Linked DNA regions of Homo sapiens: region 1 is linked to region 2. A link is an interaction called in ENCODE POLR2A ChIA-PET data of the cell type or tissue named here. Cell type or tissue: GM12878. All regions are shown on one strand. Each heading gives the region's core, and the rest is flanking DNA. Links, peaks and the distances in the headings are about the cores only.

Region 1 (7,661 bases), core at 1,872-5,871, 320 kb before region 2:
TTTGGAGTTATTTTCTGGAATTAGGCCACTTTTCAATAATTAGATGACTTTGAGCTCTTGGAGTCATCTCCTAGAACCACCTTTGGAATAGAGCTGCCTCTGTGCTCGTCTTACCAGTAGAGTTTTATTTGTATTTCCAGCCTGTTGCTTCTGCTGATGAACCTGGGTATAGCTTTGTATATTAGTCAGCTATTTTCAACATTGCCTATCATGGTGCTTTGCAAGTGGTTACTCAGTAGTTATTTGCTGCATGAACGAATGTCTCTTCATTGAGTCACTGCATCAGTCACTTCCCTCCTAACGTTTCAGGGGATCTTTCCTTTTCCTCCCATCTCTATCCTTTTGGTTATTTTCCTTCTTGTTTGCATTTCCTCTGGAGGGTAGACCAAGAAGGCAAAGGAGATGAGTCCAAAACCATTCTGTTGTTTATTAGTAACCCTGATAAGAAAAAAAGTATTATATGAGAAAGGATTGAAATATTTGGTGAAAATCAGATTTTGGAGTTAATGCTGGATTTCATTTTTTCATTCTGTATCTCCCACTACTAGTTATGGATTCGGTTTTTGCTGTTTTTTCTTTTCTTCAAAGCCCTGACCATCTTTTTTTTCTTTAATTTATAGCTAGTGATGTCCTCTTACATTTTATTTTATTTCTCATTTTTATAACTTTTTCCCCCTCCATATGGAAGCCTCTTCCATGTGGAGTCCTAATTCGGGAAAAGGAGTCAGGCTGGCGGGACCAAGGGAATGCAAAAAGAGAAAGCAGATAAGCTGTAACTGCCTTCGTGGTCCAGGACACATAGCCCTCCTGCGCAAATAACTCATAATCTTCCTGCACCCAGCTATCACCAGACCCTCAGCTGATAGAAAAATGCAAGTTAGCTCACTGCAACCTTGACATTGTCAGTACTGCACAAGGTGTTATCATTAACCCTCTTCAGCACACAGCACAAGCACCATCTTATAGAATCCCCAGCAAGCAAGCCTTTGTGTCTCCTGGCAGCCAGTTCTTCTCTTGCTGACTTGTCGTTTGCTTTCTTACAACATATTTTCCTACTTTCGCTAATAAATAAATATGCCTTTCTTTACCTACAACTGTCTTGGTAAATTCTTTTTACTGCCTGCATGACACTGGCCCCAGATAGTTGCCACTCAAAATACTCCTCTTCTTTATCCCTTTAAATATTGGTGTGTCTTGGCCAGGTGTGGTGGCTCACGCCTGTAATCCCAGCACTTTGGGAGGCTGAGGCGGGCAGATCACCTGAGGTCATGAGTTCCAGGTCAGCCTGGCCAACATGGTGAAACCCCATCTCTACTAAAAATACAAAAATTAGCCAGGCATGGTGGCAGGCGCCTGTAATCCCAGCTAGTTGGGAGGCTGAGGCAAGAGAATCGCTTGAACCTGGGAGGCGGAGTTTGCAGTGAGCTGATATCCCGCCATTGCACTCCCACCTGGGGGACAAGAGCAAGACTTTGTCTTTTTAAAAAAAAAAAATTTTTTTTGTCTGTCTTGAGGCCCCTGCTTCTCTTCTAGCCTTTTCTTTGGTTACTCTGCCACTGTTTTCATTGTGTTTTCTCCCTCTGTGACCCTGTTTAAAATCCAAGGTTTCAACTACTCTCAGTTTGGTGTTCTAGATTTCCAGTTCCACTGGTGTAACTATCCATTGGACACTTTTTGTCCGCCCATGGGCATAACATATTTATTATGTATGAAACAGAACTTTTTCTTTCCAAACTGGTTTCTTCTTCAGTATTCATATTTCAGTGAGTAGAAATATTATTCACTCAGTGGTTCTCAAACTTTCTGGTATCAGAACCCCTTAACACTCTTAAAAATGATTGAAATCTCCAGAGAGCTTTTGTCTTTGTGAGTTATAACATTAAATATTAATGATTAGAAGTTAAAACTGAGAAAATTTAAAATACCTATTTTTAAAAAGTATAAATTTACTAAAAGTGACAGTAAACCTTTGTCCAGAATTGGTGGGTTCTTGGTCTCACTGACTTCAAGAATGAAGCCACGGACCCTTGCGGTGAGTGTCACAGTTCTTAAAGGCGGTGTGTCTGGAGTTTGTTCCTTCTGATGCTCGGATGTGTTCGGAGTTTCTTCCTTCTGGTGGGTTCGTGGTCTCGCTGGCTTCAGGAGTGAAGCTACAGACCTTTGCGGTGAGTGTTACAGCTCATAAAGGCAGTGTGGACCCAAAGAGTGAGCAGCAGCAAGATTTATTGCAAAGAGCGAAAGAACAAAGCTTCCACAGTGTGGAAGGGGACCCCAGCCGGTTGCCACTGGTGGCTCGGGCAGCCTGCTTTTATTCTCTTATCTGACCCCACCCATATCCTGCTGATTGGTCCATTTTACAGAGAGCTGATTGGTGCATTTACAGTCCCTGAGCTAGACACAAAAGTTCTCCACGTCCCCACTAGATTAGCTATATGCAGCCCACTAGATTAGCTAGATACAGAGTGTTGATTGGTGTATTTACAAACCTTGAGCTAGATACAGAGTGCCAAAGGTGCATTCACAACTCCTTAGCTAGACATAAAGGTTCTCCAAGTCCCCACCAGATTAACTAGATACCAAGTGCCAATTGGTGCATTCACAAACCCTGAGCTAGACACAGGGTGCTGATTGGTGAGTTTACAAACCTTGAGCTAGATACAGAGTGCTGATTGGTGTATTTACAATCCCTTAGCTAGACATAAAGATTCTCCAAGTCCCCACCAGACTTAGGAGCCCAGCTGGCTTCACCCAGTGGATCCTGCACTGGGGCTGCAGGTGGAGCTGCCTGCGAGTCCTGCACAGTGGGCCTGCACTGCTCAGCCCTTAGGCTGTCCGTGGGACTGGGCGCGGTGGAGCAGGGGGCGGCGCTCGTCAGGGAGGCTCAGGCTGCGCAGGAGCCCACAGAAGCGGGGGGAGGCTCAGGCATGGCGGGCTGCAGGTCCCAAGCCCTGCCCCGAGGGGAGGCAGCTAAGGCCCGGCAAGAAGTCGAGCACAGCAGCTGCTTGCCCAGGTGCTAAGCCCCTCACTGCCCTGGTGGGCGGGGCCGGCTGGCCTCTCCGAGTGCGGAGCCTGCCGAGCCCACTCCCACCCGGAACTCGTGCTGGCCCGCAAGCGCCATGGGCAGCCTCGGTTCCCGCCCGTGCCTCTCCGTCCACACCTCCCCGCAAGCTGAGGGAGCCGGCTCCCGCCTCGGCGAGCCCAGGAAGGAGCTCCCACAGTGCAGCGGTGGGCTGAAGGGCTCCTCAAGTGCCGCCAAAGTGGGAGCCCAGGCAGAGGAGGCCCCCAGAGCGAGGGAGGGCTGCGAGCGCTGCCAGCACGCTGTCACCTCTCAAACCTATTGCATGTTAACATAAATTTGTATGAAAAATAACTTTTTACAAAACAGCAGCAACAAAATGTGGTGAGAAATGTGGCATTTTTTTTATTTTTGTAATTATTTTTAATGATGGTACTAATAGAAGACAGCTGGATTCTCATAACTGCATTTTCATTCAAATTAGTTACAATATTCCATTTCATATATCTTCTGGAAAATGCTACCATACACCCATGAGAGCATGACAGTGAAAAAGACAAACAGGGTTTTACTACTACTCTGAAAATGGTTTTGACCATGTAGTTTCCATGAAAGTCTTGGGGATTCCCAGGGGTTCCAGGCCACACTTTGAGAGCTGCTCTTCTGTCTAGTCCCCCAGGTGTCTTCTTAGATGTCTTCTCTCCCAGTCATTACACACATCTCATATGTTACTAAGTCTTTTTTTTTTTTTGAAGACGGGGTCCTGCTGTGTTGCCCAGGCTGGAGTGCAGGGCTCACTGCAGCCTCGACCTCTCAGGATCAAGTGATCTTCCCATCTCAGCCTCCCGACTAGCTGGGACCACAGGTGTGTGCCACCACCCCCAGATAAAAGTCTTAAAGTTAGGCCAGGCATGGTGGCTCATGCCTGTAATCCCAGCACTTTGGGAGGCTGAGGTGGGCGGATCGCGAGGTCAGGAGATCGAGACCATTCTGGCTAACACGGTGAAACCCCCTCTCTACTAAAAATACAAAAAATTAGCTGGGCGTGGTGGCAGGCGCCTGTAAGTCCCAGCTACTTGGGAGGCTGAGACAGGAGAATGGCGTGAACCCAGGAGGTAGAGCTTGCAGTGAGCCAGATTGCGCCATTGCACTCCAGCCTGGGCGACAGAGTGAGACTCCGTCTCAAAAAAAAAAAAAAAGTCTTTAAGTTTTTATCTCCTCAATGTATCTTAAGTCAGAGTCCCCTCATTCTACAGCCAGAGTACTTTTCTTCTTATTTGTTTGTTTGTTTGAGATGGAGTCTCACTCTGTTGCCCAGGCTGGAGTGCAGTGGCTCGATCTTGTGATATCTGCTCACTGCAACCTCCACCTCCTGGGTTCAAGCAGTTCTCTGCCTCAGCCTCCTGAGTAGCTGGGATTACAGGCACCTGCCACAACGTCCAGCTAATTTTAGTATTTTTAGTAGAGATGGGGTTTCACCGTTTTGGCCAGGCTGGTCTTGAACTCCTGACCTCGTGATCCACCCGCCTCGGCCTCCCAAAGTGCTGGCATTACACGTGTGAGCGACCACGCCTGGCCTGGGCCAGAGTACTTTTCACATTTTTTTCTATCTAGTGTTTTTGCCTCTATTCTTTTTTTTCTAAGCCATTCACATTGTAGAAAAAGTAATCTTTCTAAAATAGAAATCTGATGATGTAACTCCTTTCCAAAAGTCCTTTATGAGTTTCTTACAGCTTTATTAGTATGTAAGACTTTTTATAATCCTGTTTCTACTAACCTCTCTAGATTCTTCTCAAGCCATTCATTTCTCCATGGATACCTTTATGTTATAGCTTTCTTTATGCAATACTTGCAGCTCTGAGAAAAAATCATGGTGACCTGTACATCTGTATTAACAGTGTTGAGTTTGCACTTTTCTATGTACTTTACATATGTTATTTTTTTTATACAGCCTTCCAAAAGAAGTACTCTTATTATTCTGTTTTATAGATGAGGAAACTGAGAGAGATGATTGATCTCTTGTTAAACCTCTAAAATAATCTCAAGGAACATAGGCTTGTTTCCCTACTTTTCTTTTCTTTTTTTTTTTTTGAGACAGAGTCTTGCTCTGTCACCCAGGCTGGAGTGCAGTGGCGTGATCTCGGCTCACTGCAAGCTCTGCCTCCCGGGTTCACGCCATTCTCCTGCCTCAGCCTCCCGAGTAGCTGGGACTACAGGCGCCCACCACCGTGCCCGGCTAATTTTTTTGTTGTTGTATTTTTAGTAGAGACGGTTTCACCGTGGTCTTGATCTCCTGACCTCGTGATCCACCCGCCTCGACCTCCCGAAGTGCTGGGATTACAGGCTTGAGCCACTGCGCCCGGCCTGTTTCCATACTTTTCTATTTGGCTAAATATTACTTATCCTAGAGGATCAGGCTTAAGTATTCCCTCCTTCTGAAGCCTTTCCAATGGTCTGATCTAGATACCTGCTCCCTGCATGGCTTACCTTGTGAGCAGCTTGAGCTAGCCCTTAACATAATACAGTTTTTACTTGTTTGTCAGGGAATTTTATTTTTTTGGAACAGGAATATTAGATTGTATCTAATATTTACTCCCAGAACAAATGTGCATATTGAGGTCCTTAAAATCTGATATCCCTCTGGACCTTCTTATTCTGTTCATTCTAAGCAAGCAGGACCCTCAGTTTAGGAGGAGCTGTATAACAGATATTATTATTATTATTATTTTGTTTGTTTGTTTTTGAGACGGAGTCTCGCTCTGTTACCCAGGCTGGAGTGCATGATCTCGGCTCACCGCAACCTCCACCTCCTGGGTTCAAGCGTTTCTCCTGCCTCAGCCTCCCGAGCAGCTGGGATTACAGGCACCCACCATCATGTCCAGCTAATTTTTTTTTTTGTATTTTTGTAGAGATGGGGTTTCACCATGTTGGCCAGGCTGGTCTTGAACTCCTGACCTCAGGTGATCCACCCACCTCGGCCTTCCAAAGTGCTGGGATTACAGGCATTAGCCACAGCGCCCTGCCGATCACATTATTATTAATTCTTCCAGATTTTACAAATTGTGATCCCAATGTATTAAAGAAGACTTAATAATAACACAAAATAATAGCTAACCTTTATTTATTTATTTAGAGACAGGGTCTCACTCCAGGTTGGAGTGCAACGGCGTGACCACAGCTCACTGCAGCCTTGACCTCCTTGGCTCAAGCGATCCTCTCACCTCAGCCTCCCAAGTAGCTGGGACTACAGGCATGCACCACCACATTCGGCTAATAAAAAAATTTTTTTTGGCTGGGCGCTGTGGCTCACGCCTATAATCCCAGAACTTTGGGAGGCCAAGGCCGGTGGATCACCTGAGGTCAGGAGTTCAAGACTTTACTAAAAATACAAAAATTAGCCGGGCCTGGTGGTGCATGCCTGTAAACCCAGCTATTCAGGAGGCTGAGGCATGAGAATTGCTTGAACCCGGGAGGCAGAGGTTGCAGTGAGAGGTTGCAGTCAGGCGAGATTGCGCCATTGCACTCCAGACTGGGCAACAAGAGCGAGACTCCGTCTCAATAAATAAATAAATAAAAATTATTTTATTTTTTATTTAGTTATTTATTTTTGAGATGGAGTCTCTCTCTGTCGCCCAGGCTGGAGTGCAGTGGCATGATCTCAGCTCACTGCAAGCTCCGCCTCCTGGGTTCAAGCCATTCTCCTGCCTCAGCCTCCCAAGTAGCTGGGACTGCAGGTGCCTGCCACCACGCCTGGCTAATTTTTTGTATTTTTAGTAGAGACAGGGTTTCACTGTGTTAGCCAGGATGGTCTCTATCTCCTGACCTGGTGATCGGCCCTCCTCGGCCTCCCAAAGTGCTGGGATTACAGGTGTGAGCCAGCCCTTTTTTTTTTTTTTTTTTTTTGTAGGCTGGGCTCACGCCTTTCATCCCAGCACTTTGAGAGGCTGAGGCAGGCAGATTACTTGAGGTCAGGAGTTTCAGACCAGCCTGGCCAACATGGTGAAACCCTGTCTATACTAAAAATACAAAAATTAGCTGGGCATGTTGGTGCATGCCTATAATTCCAGGTGCTCAGGAGGCTGAGGCAGGAGAATTGCTTGAGGCCAGGAGTCTGAGACCAGCCTGGACAACATAGTGAAACTTTACAAAAAAAAAAAACCAAATTAGCCAGATGTGTTGGTGTGTGCTTATAGTCCCAGGTATTTGGGAGACTGAGGTAGGAGGATCTCTTGAGCCTAGGAGGTTGAGGATGCAGTGAGCCACGATTGTGTCATTGCACTCTAGCCTGAACAATAGAGACCCTGCCTCCAAAAAGAAAAAAAAAGTCTGGGTGCAGTGGCTCATACCTGTAGTCCCAGCACTTTGGGAGGTTGAGTTGGGAGGATCACTTGAATCCAGGAGTTAGAGACCAGCCTGGGCAACATAGGGAGACCCCCATCTCTACAAAAGTGAAAAAAAAAAATTAGCCAGGCATGGTGGTGCATGTGTATAGTTTCAGCTACTCAGGAGGCTGATAGGAGGATTGCTTGAGTCTGAGAGGTTGAGGCTGCAGTGAGTCATGATTATACCACTACACTCCAGCCTGGGCCTCAGAGCGAGACCCTGTGTGTTTATGTCTCTGTCTCTCTCTCTCTCTATCTCTATC
Region 2 (7,643 bases), core at 3,607-7,606:
TTTCTCTTTTCTGAAGATGACTGAGAAAGTTTCAGGGGAGATGGATCCTGTTGAATTCTCTCTGACTTTGTTTCCCCTTGGTTACTACACAGGGTCCTGGGATGTTGTAAGTAGTAGAAATGTTTCTAGGTTTAGTATGAAATAGGTTGTGCCCTTCCATTTGTCCTAGGGTTCTTTGGTTACGTAGGGTTGGCTTGTTTTTTGACGTTCCTTCTACAGTTACTGATTCCTTCTGCTCCTGTTCTGTTTGTGGGCCTCCCGTAGAACTCTTGAATGTGAAAGCTGTGGGAGTATCTGGTATGCCACTAAGGGGCCTTTGCTAGGGCCCCCTGGTCCTGAGTGAGAGGTATTTGCGTGTAGGCTTTTCCAGCACAGTGTTCTGTAGCAAAGGGAAGTAGGTGGTATTGTTGGGCAAGAAAAGCAGCCAGTTAGAGAACAACACAAGGCCCTGACCCACAGTTCTGGGCAAATCTGCTGAGTTCCATGACTGTGAGTGACTTAAAGCTTGAAAGCCAGAGTGATAGAGACCCCTTGTGGGTGATTGCATGAATTGCTGATGGTACTGTGTCTAGCTTTGTCCAAAACGAAGCTTGAGTTTCTTTTAACCTTAGCATAGGTAGCCTAAGTAAAAGTAAGATCTTCAGGCAAATACAGGTTAGACAGAGACCTAATTATACATTGGAAGGGTGCCCAGGCTTTAGGTGAAATTTAAATGCTTTTTAGGTGGGCTGTTTGCATTTATTTTTACTGTAGCTGACCAATAGTGCCAACGTTGTCTTTTATTCTATAATACCTTAAGCAGTTTTGTTCCCTTATTAAGCAAAAATCTTTATTTATTTCAGGATTTGATCCCAAACTCTTTCTTGTTTTCCTTCTTGGACTTATGCTATTTTTTTGTGGAGACTTGCTGAGCAGGTAGGTTCCAAGGCTAGTGTGCAGAATGAAACGGCTCATACCTATCCTGCCTGCGTTTTATAGTAACTATTAAGTACTGCCATTCCCATTTCCAGGACCTTTATGGCTTGGCCGTTGCCTGCTTGGATATTTAAAAAAATACTTTAATGTGTATTATGATTTTTGTTTTTTCTTATTTGAACAATGTTGACAATAGTGAAATTCCCACATTAGGTTGGCCCATCATTAGGTTGATAGGAGTTAGCCAATACAATGAAATGGAACATCATCACCCTTTCTATTGCTAGAAGTAATGTGTTAAGGTGTCATCTTTACAGGTCCATGGGTTGATGAGTTTCATTTTGTTCAGACGTAAAGAAACAAATAGCTTCTGGGTACGGTGGCTCACGCCTGTAATCACAGCACTTTGGGAGGCCAAGGCTGGCGGATCATGAGGTCAGGAGATCGAGACCATCCTGGCTAACACGGTGAAACCCCATCTCTACTGAAAATGCAAAAAAATTAGCCAGGCGTGGTGGCGGGCGCCTGTAGTCCCAGCTACTTGTGAGGCTGAGGCAGGAGAATGGCGTGAACCCAGGAGGTGGAGCTTGCAGTGAGCCGAGATCGTGCCACTGTGCTCCAGCCTGGGCAACAGAGCAAGACTCCATCTCAAAAAAAAGGAAACAAATATCACAGCTCAGCCTGGGCAACATGGCAAAACCCTGTCTATACAAAAATTAGCTGGACGTGGTGGTATGTGCCTGTGATCCCAGTTACTCGAGAGGCTAAGGCACGAGAACCGCTTGAGCCTGGAGGCGGAGGTTGCGGTGAGCCAAGATCACACCACTGTACTTCAACCTGGGCCACAGAGGGAGACCCTGTTTAAAAAAAAAAAAAAAAATCAAGTGTTTATTCATTTTTTCCTTTAGGAACCTACTAGTTAAGACAGGTGAGACTGACATGTACAAATATGAAGAAAATATATAGGTAACTAAATAAACATTGAATGAAGGTAAAATCAACATTAAGTTTGTATACAAGTAAAAAGTATTTGTGGAGTAGTGAATGCAAGATTAACAATTGGAGTTTGAAGTTGGGCTGGAGTGGGGTTGCTGGAAGTTGTTATTTTGGTGATGCTGAGAGAAACAGGGAGGAATAACTGGTAGAAAAAATCTGGAATGGGGGGCTGGTTGTGGTGGCTCACCCCTGTAATCCTAGCACTTTGGGAGGCTGAAGGGGGAGGATAACTTGAGCCCAAGAGTTTGAGACCAGCCTAGGTAACATAGTGAGACCCTGCCTCTACAAAAAAATACAAAAATTAGCCAGGCATGGTTGTGCATGCCAGTAGTCCCAGCTACTTGGGAGTCTGAGGTAGGAGGATCACTTGAGCCCAGGAGGTTGAGGCTGCAGTGATCCGTGATTGCACCACTGCACTCCAGCCTGGGTGACAAAATAATAATATTCAGGTCGGGAGAGATGATGGGGATGTGAATAGGACATTACGTAAAGGCTGATTATTGGGAAATACATGAGGGAAGACCTTTAATCCTAATCTTCATAATCTGGCAGTAACTACATAGCATCAGTCTCTACAGTTCTCTGACCTCAAGTTTTGGGCAAATATAGTCACACATCACTTTATTGTACTTCACTTTTTTGTGGTTCACAGATAGTGCATTTCTTTCCAAATTGAAGGTTCGTGGCAACCCTGGGTCAAGCAAATCTATCACACCGTTTTCCCAACAGCATGTGCTCACTTGGGGTCTGTGTGTCACATTTTAGTAATTATAATATTTCAAACTTTTTCATATGATTATAACTGTTATGGTGATCCATAATCAGTGATCTTTGATGCTGCTGTTGCAATTATTTTGGGGCACCACATGTCCATGTAAGACAGTATATTAGTTCATTTTCTTTTTTTTTTTTTTGAGACAGAGTCTCGCTCTGTCGCCCAGGCTGGAGTGTAGTGACGCGATCTCGGCTCACTGCAAGCTCCACCTTCCGGGTTCATGCCATTCTCCTGCCTCAGCCTCCCGAGTAGCTGGGACTACAGGCACCTGCCACCACGTGCAGCTAATTTTTTGTATTTTTAGTAGAGACGGGTTTCACCGTGTTAGCCAGGATGGTCTCGATCTCCTGACCTCATGATCTGCCTGCCTCAGCCTCCCAAAGTGCTGGGATTACAGGCGTGAGCCACTGCGCCCAGCCTATTAGTTCATTTTCATACTGTTGATAAAGATACCCAAGACTGGATAATTTATAAAGAAAAAGAAGTTTAATGGACTCACAGTTCCTGGTGGCTGGGGAGGCCTCATAATCATGGCAGAATGCAAAAGGCACATCTTACATGGCAGCAGGCAAGAGAGAATGAGAACCAAGTGAAAGTGGAAACCCCTTATAAAACCATCAGATCTCATGAGACTTATTCACTACCATGAGAACAGTATGAGGGCAACTGCCCCCATGATTCAATTATCTCCCACCAGTTCCCTCCTACAACACGTGGGAATGATGGGAGCTACAATTCAAGATGAGATTTGGGTGGGGACACAGCCAAACCATATTAGACAGTGAACTTCATCGATAAATGTCATGGGTGTTCTAACAACTCAACCAATTGGTTATTCCCGTCTCCCTTCTTCTTGGGCCTCCCTATTCCCTGAGAAACAGCAATATTGAAACTAGGCCAATTAATAACCCTAGAGTAGATTGTGAGTCTTCAACTGAAAGGAAGAGTCATACATCTCTCTGATTATGCTTAGTGAGAACAGCAAAAGCCAAGACAGACCGAAAGCTAGACCTCTTGTCCTGAGCAGTTAGCCAAGTTGTGAGTGCAAAGGGAAAGTTCTTGAAGGAAATTAAAAGTGCTACTCCAGGGAACACACAAGTGATAAGAAAGTGAAACAGCCTTATTGCTGATATGGAGAGAGTTTTAGTTGGCTGTTGAGAAGATTAAACCAGATACAACTCTTTTTTTGTTTGTTTGTTTGTTTTTTTGAGACAGAGTCTTGCTCTCTTGCCCAGGCTGGAGTGCAGTGGCGTGATCTCGGCTCACTGCAAGCTCCGCCTCCCAGGTTCATGCCATTCTCCTGCCTCAGCCTCCCTAGTAGCTGGGACTATAGGCGCCTGCCACCACACCCAGCTAATTTTTTTGTATTTTTAGTAGAGACAGGGTTTCACCGTGTTAACCAGGATGGTCTCGATCTCCGGACCTCGTGATCCTCCCATCTCAGCCTCCCAAAGTGCTGGGATTACAGGCTTGAGCCACCATGCCCGGCCAGATACAACTTTTTTAAAGCTAAAGGCTGATCCAGAGCAAGACCCTAACTGTCTTCAATTCTGTGAAGGGTGAGAGGTGAGGAAGCCTCAGAAGAAAAGTTTACAGCTAGTGAAGGTTCTTGGTTCATGAGATTTAAGGAAAGAAGCTGTCTTATTACATAAGTGCAAGGTAGGCTAGGCGTGGTGGCTCAGGCCTGTAGTCCCAGCACTTTGGGAGGCTGAGGCGGGCAGATCACTTGAGCCCAGGGAGTTCGAGACCAGCCTGAGCAACATGGTGAAACCCTGCCTTTACAAAAAATACAAAAAAGTCATGGTACCAGCTACTCGGGAGGCTGAGGTGGGAGAATCACCTGGGCCCAGTAGATCAAGGCTGCAGTGAGCCATGATGACGCCATCGCACCCCAGCTTGGGCAACAGAGTGAGACTTTGTCTCAAAAAAAAAAAAAAAAAAGATGAACCAAGCACTGATATAGAAGCTGTAGCAAGTTATTCAGAAGATCTAGCTAACATCATTGTTGAAAGTGGCTACAATTAAAGAGCTCCTCAGTGTAGACAAAATAGCCTTATACTAGAAGAAGATGCCATTGAGGACTTTGATAGCGAGAGAGAAGTCAGTGCCTAGCTTCAAAGGAGGGGTGATCCTCTTGTTAAGGGTTAATGCTGTTGGAGGATTGACTCCAGTTTTGAAAGAAGTTGTGGTAAAATGCTATCAGACAGTATTGCATGCTTTAGAGAAATCTTCATTGAAAGGATGAGTCAATGCAGCAAACTTCATTATATTTTAAGAAATTGCCACAGCCACTCCAGCCTTCAGAAACCACTGCCTTCATCAGTCAACAGCCATCAACATGGAAGTGAGACCCTCCACCAGCAAAAAAAATGATGACTCACTGAAGGCGTAGATGATCTTTAGCAGGTTTTAGCAAAGTATTTTTAATTAAGGAATATATATTTTTAAGACATAATGCTGTTGTACACTTAATATACTATAATATAGTGTAAACAATTTTTATATGCAGTGGGAAACCAAAAAATTTGTGTGACTTACTTACTGCAATTGCAATATTTGGTTTATTGCAGTGGTCTGGAACCAAATTTGAAATGTCTCTGATGCTTGTACTGCTCTAATCTTGTACCTTTTAAAATCTTTCGGCTGGGTTAGTTGTCCTAGTTTCAACAGTGCTATGTATGAAATATATACATATGGTCATGAAATACATTTTTTTCCTGCAGAAGTCAAATTTTCTACTACTCTACTGGGATGACTGTGGGAATTGTGGCCTCTCTGCTAATCATCATTTTTATACTATCTAAGTTTATGCCTAAGGTAAGTATCAGAATCTTCATGTGCAGCTAGAATGAATTTGGATAGCTGAAGGACTGTTTTCCTGGGTAATCTTAGAAAACTGAAAATGTGTATTGATGGCTGATGAGTCAATATCCTACTCTCCTTGATTCAGAAAGGTACTTTCCACGATGAAACTTGGAGCCTGATTACAAATTCTTTCTTTTTATATAAAATCCTGTGCTCAGAGGGGGATTAAAGTCTGCTTCCTGTTTTTTAATTATATAGCCAGGCTTTTAAGTTATTTAGCATTTCATCTTCCCAGTGTTCGTTGCAGACTGTACCATTTTAAGTATAAAGGACATCTTTTTAAGAGAAGTGTTTTTTGTGCATTTTGAGTAGGTTGAATTTTTTAAAAAAAAAATCATAGTTCCATTTTGCTTCTTTTATGTATGGAAAGCCTGTTGTAACTTTTTGCTTTCACTTCTACTCTCTGTCTTAGAAAAGTCCCATTTACGTCATCCTGGTGGGAGGCTGGTCTTTTTCTCTGTACCTCATTCAACTAGTTTTTAAAAATTTACAAGAGATCTGGAGGTGTTACTGGCAGTATCTTTTAAGTAAGTGTTGTCGGTTTTGCTTTCCTTTTGTACGTTTATAGGCTGTTTCAGTTAATTTGATCATGAAAAGATTTTGCCTGCTTATGGGATTTAATAGTTCATGTCATTTTTTTAAACTTTTAAAAATCATAGTTTTTCACTTATTTCTAATCCCTCTACAATTATCACCTTCTCTTAAATTAGAATGGTGCTGTTAAGGCGAAGATGTTCATTTATTGGTATTTATAAATATACCTTTCTTTACACAATAAACATCTTTCTGAAAAGCTGTAAGTTGACTTTATTAATGGAATCATATTTTAAATATACTTGGGGACCTTAAGTAAAAGACTCCGCAGTTAATTTTTTTCTCCTTCATTTCTGAATGAACTGCTGTAGATTTTATTTACAAAGTAAAAATCCTTGGTCATATAGATAGTAACCTTTGAGTTATCCTTTGAAGGGTGATTAATCTGGATTTCTGTATATTGGTTTTTTAAAATAGTCTATTTCAGGGTTGTTCAACATGTACCTTTAATGTTCTGTTTGAACCAAATAAATTTGGGACAGCAGAAAGGATAGAAACTTAGAGAAATATATTCTAAGAAAAAAGTGTGAAAAATTAAGTAAAAATCTGATTTCCTAGTTCAATTGGTGCTATATAGTAAATTAACTACTGCTTCCCACACAAATTATTTTTACCAAGTATAGATGAAAAAGAATGTCTTCTGATAACTCTTCTCATAGGTTATGTCCTCACAGTTGGATTCATGAGTTTTGCAGTATGTTACAAGTATGGGCCCTTGGAGAATGAACGAAGTATCAACCTGCTGACCTGGACCTTGCAGCTGATGGGCCTGTGTTTCATGTATTCTGGCATCCAGATACCACATATTGCCCTTGCCATTATCATCATTGCTCTTTGTACTAAGAACCTGGAACACCCTATTCAGTGGCTGTACATCACCTGCAGGTGACTGAAAGGCAATGTAACTTAATATTGACAGGTACATTGTGGGATGCAGTTGCAGCAAGAGGATACAGAGGTGTTGACCTGGGAGCTTCTTTGTTAATGAAAAGTCATTGTATTGTACTTCCACTTTTGTTCCTTCCCGAGTCTATTTTTTTTTTTTTACTTTCTATAGGAATTTTTATATTTTTATTCTAGTCATTTTATATAAAATGTCTAGTAAAATGTCATGTGTTCCTGTTACCACAAGGTGGTGCAAATTCTATCACTGTTTTTTTGAGATGGAGTCTCGCTCTGTCGCCCAGGCTGGAGTGCAGTGGCGTGATCTCGGCTCACTGCAACCTCCACCTCCCGGGTTCAAACGATTCTTCTGCCTCAGCCTCCTGAGTAGCTGGGATTACAGGCATGCGCCACCACATTCAGCTAATTTTTATATTTTTAGTAGGGTTCCCCATGTTGACCAGGCTGGTCTTGAACTCCTGACCTCAAATGTCAGGAGTTCATAAAGTGCTGAGGAGCTCCCAAAGTGCTTGGATTACAAAGTGCTGGGATTACAGACATGAGCCACTGCGCCCCGCCACAAATTGTATCGCTTTTATACCGTATGCTCATTGAG

What was found. ChIA-PET counts read pairs that join two places held together with the same protein. Peaks named below come from ENCODE experiments on the same cell type or tissue, not always from the same donor. Only the 100,000 strongest peaks of a DNase experiment are listed, where the experiment ranks them.
Region 1: POLR2A ChIA-PET joins it to region 2 with 5 read pairs; 1 of 35 experiments calls an interaction of 5 or more read pairs at or near these places.

The regions. Positions count from the first base shown.
Region 1 is chr12:57,381,800-57,389,460 of GRCh38, reverse strand. All of the region lies in intron 2 of R3HDM2 (R3H domain containing 2), which reads left to right. Among named protein-coding and RNA genes, the nearest start is that of R3HDM2, 45 kb to the left of the region's middle. In GM12878, for the core only: no CTCF peak of the experiment used is centred there; a DNase peak (open chromatin) is centred at 3,681.
Region 2 is chr12:57,062,506-57,070,148 of GRCh38, reverse strand. NEMP1 (nuclear envelope integral membrane protein 1) reads left to right here. Exons shown (of 9, transcript NM_001130963.2): 4 at 843-915; 5 at 5,410-5,503; 6 at 5,964-6,078; 7 at 6,805-7,030. Among named protein-coding and RNA genes, the nearest start is that of NEMP1, 12 kb to the left of the region's middle. RefSeq lists an enhancer at 199-268. In GM12878, for the core only: no CTCF peak of the experiment used is centred there; a DNase peak (open chromatin) is centred at 6,008; H3K4me3 peaks cover 351 bases; H3K27ac peaks cover 2,366 bases.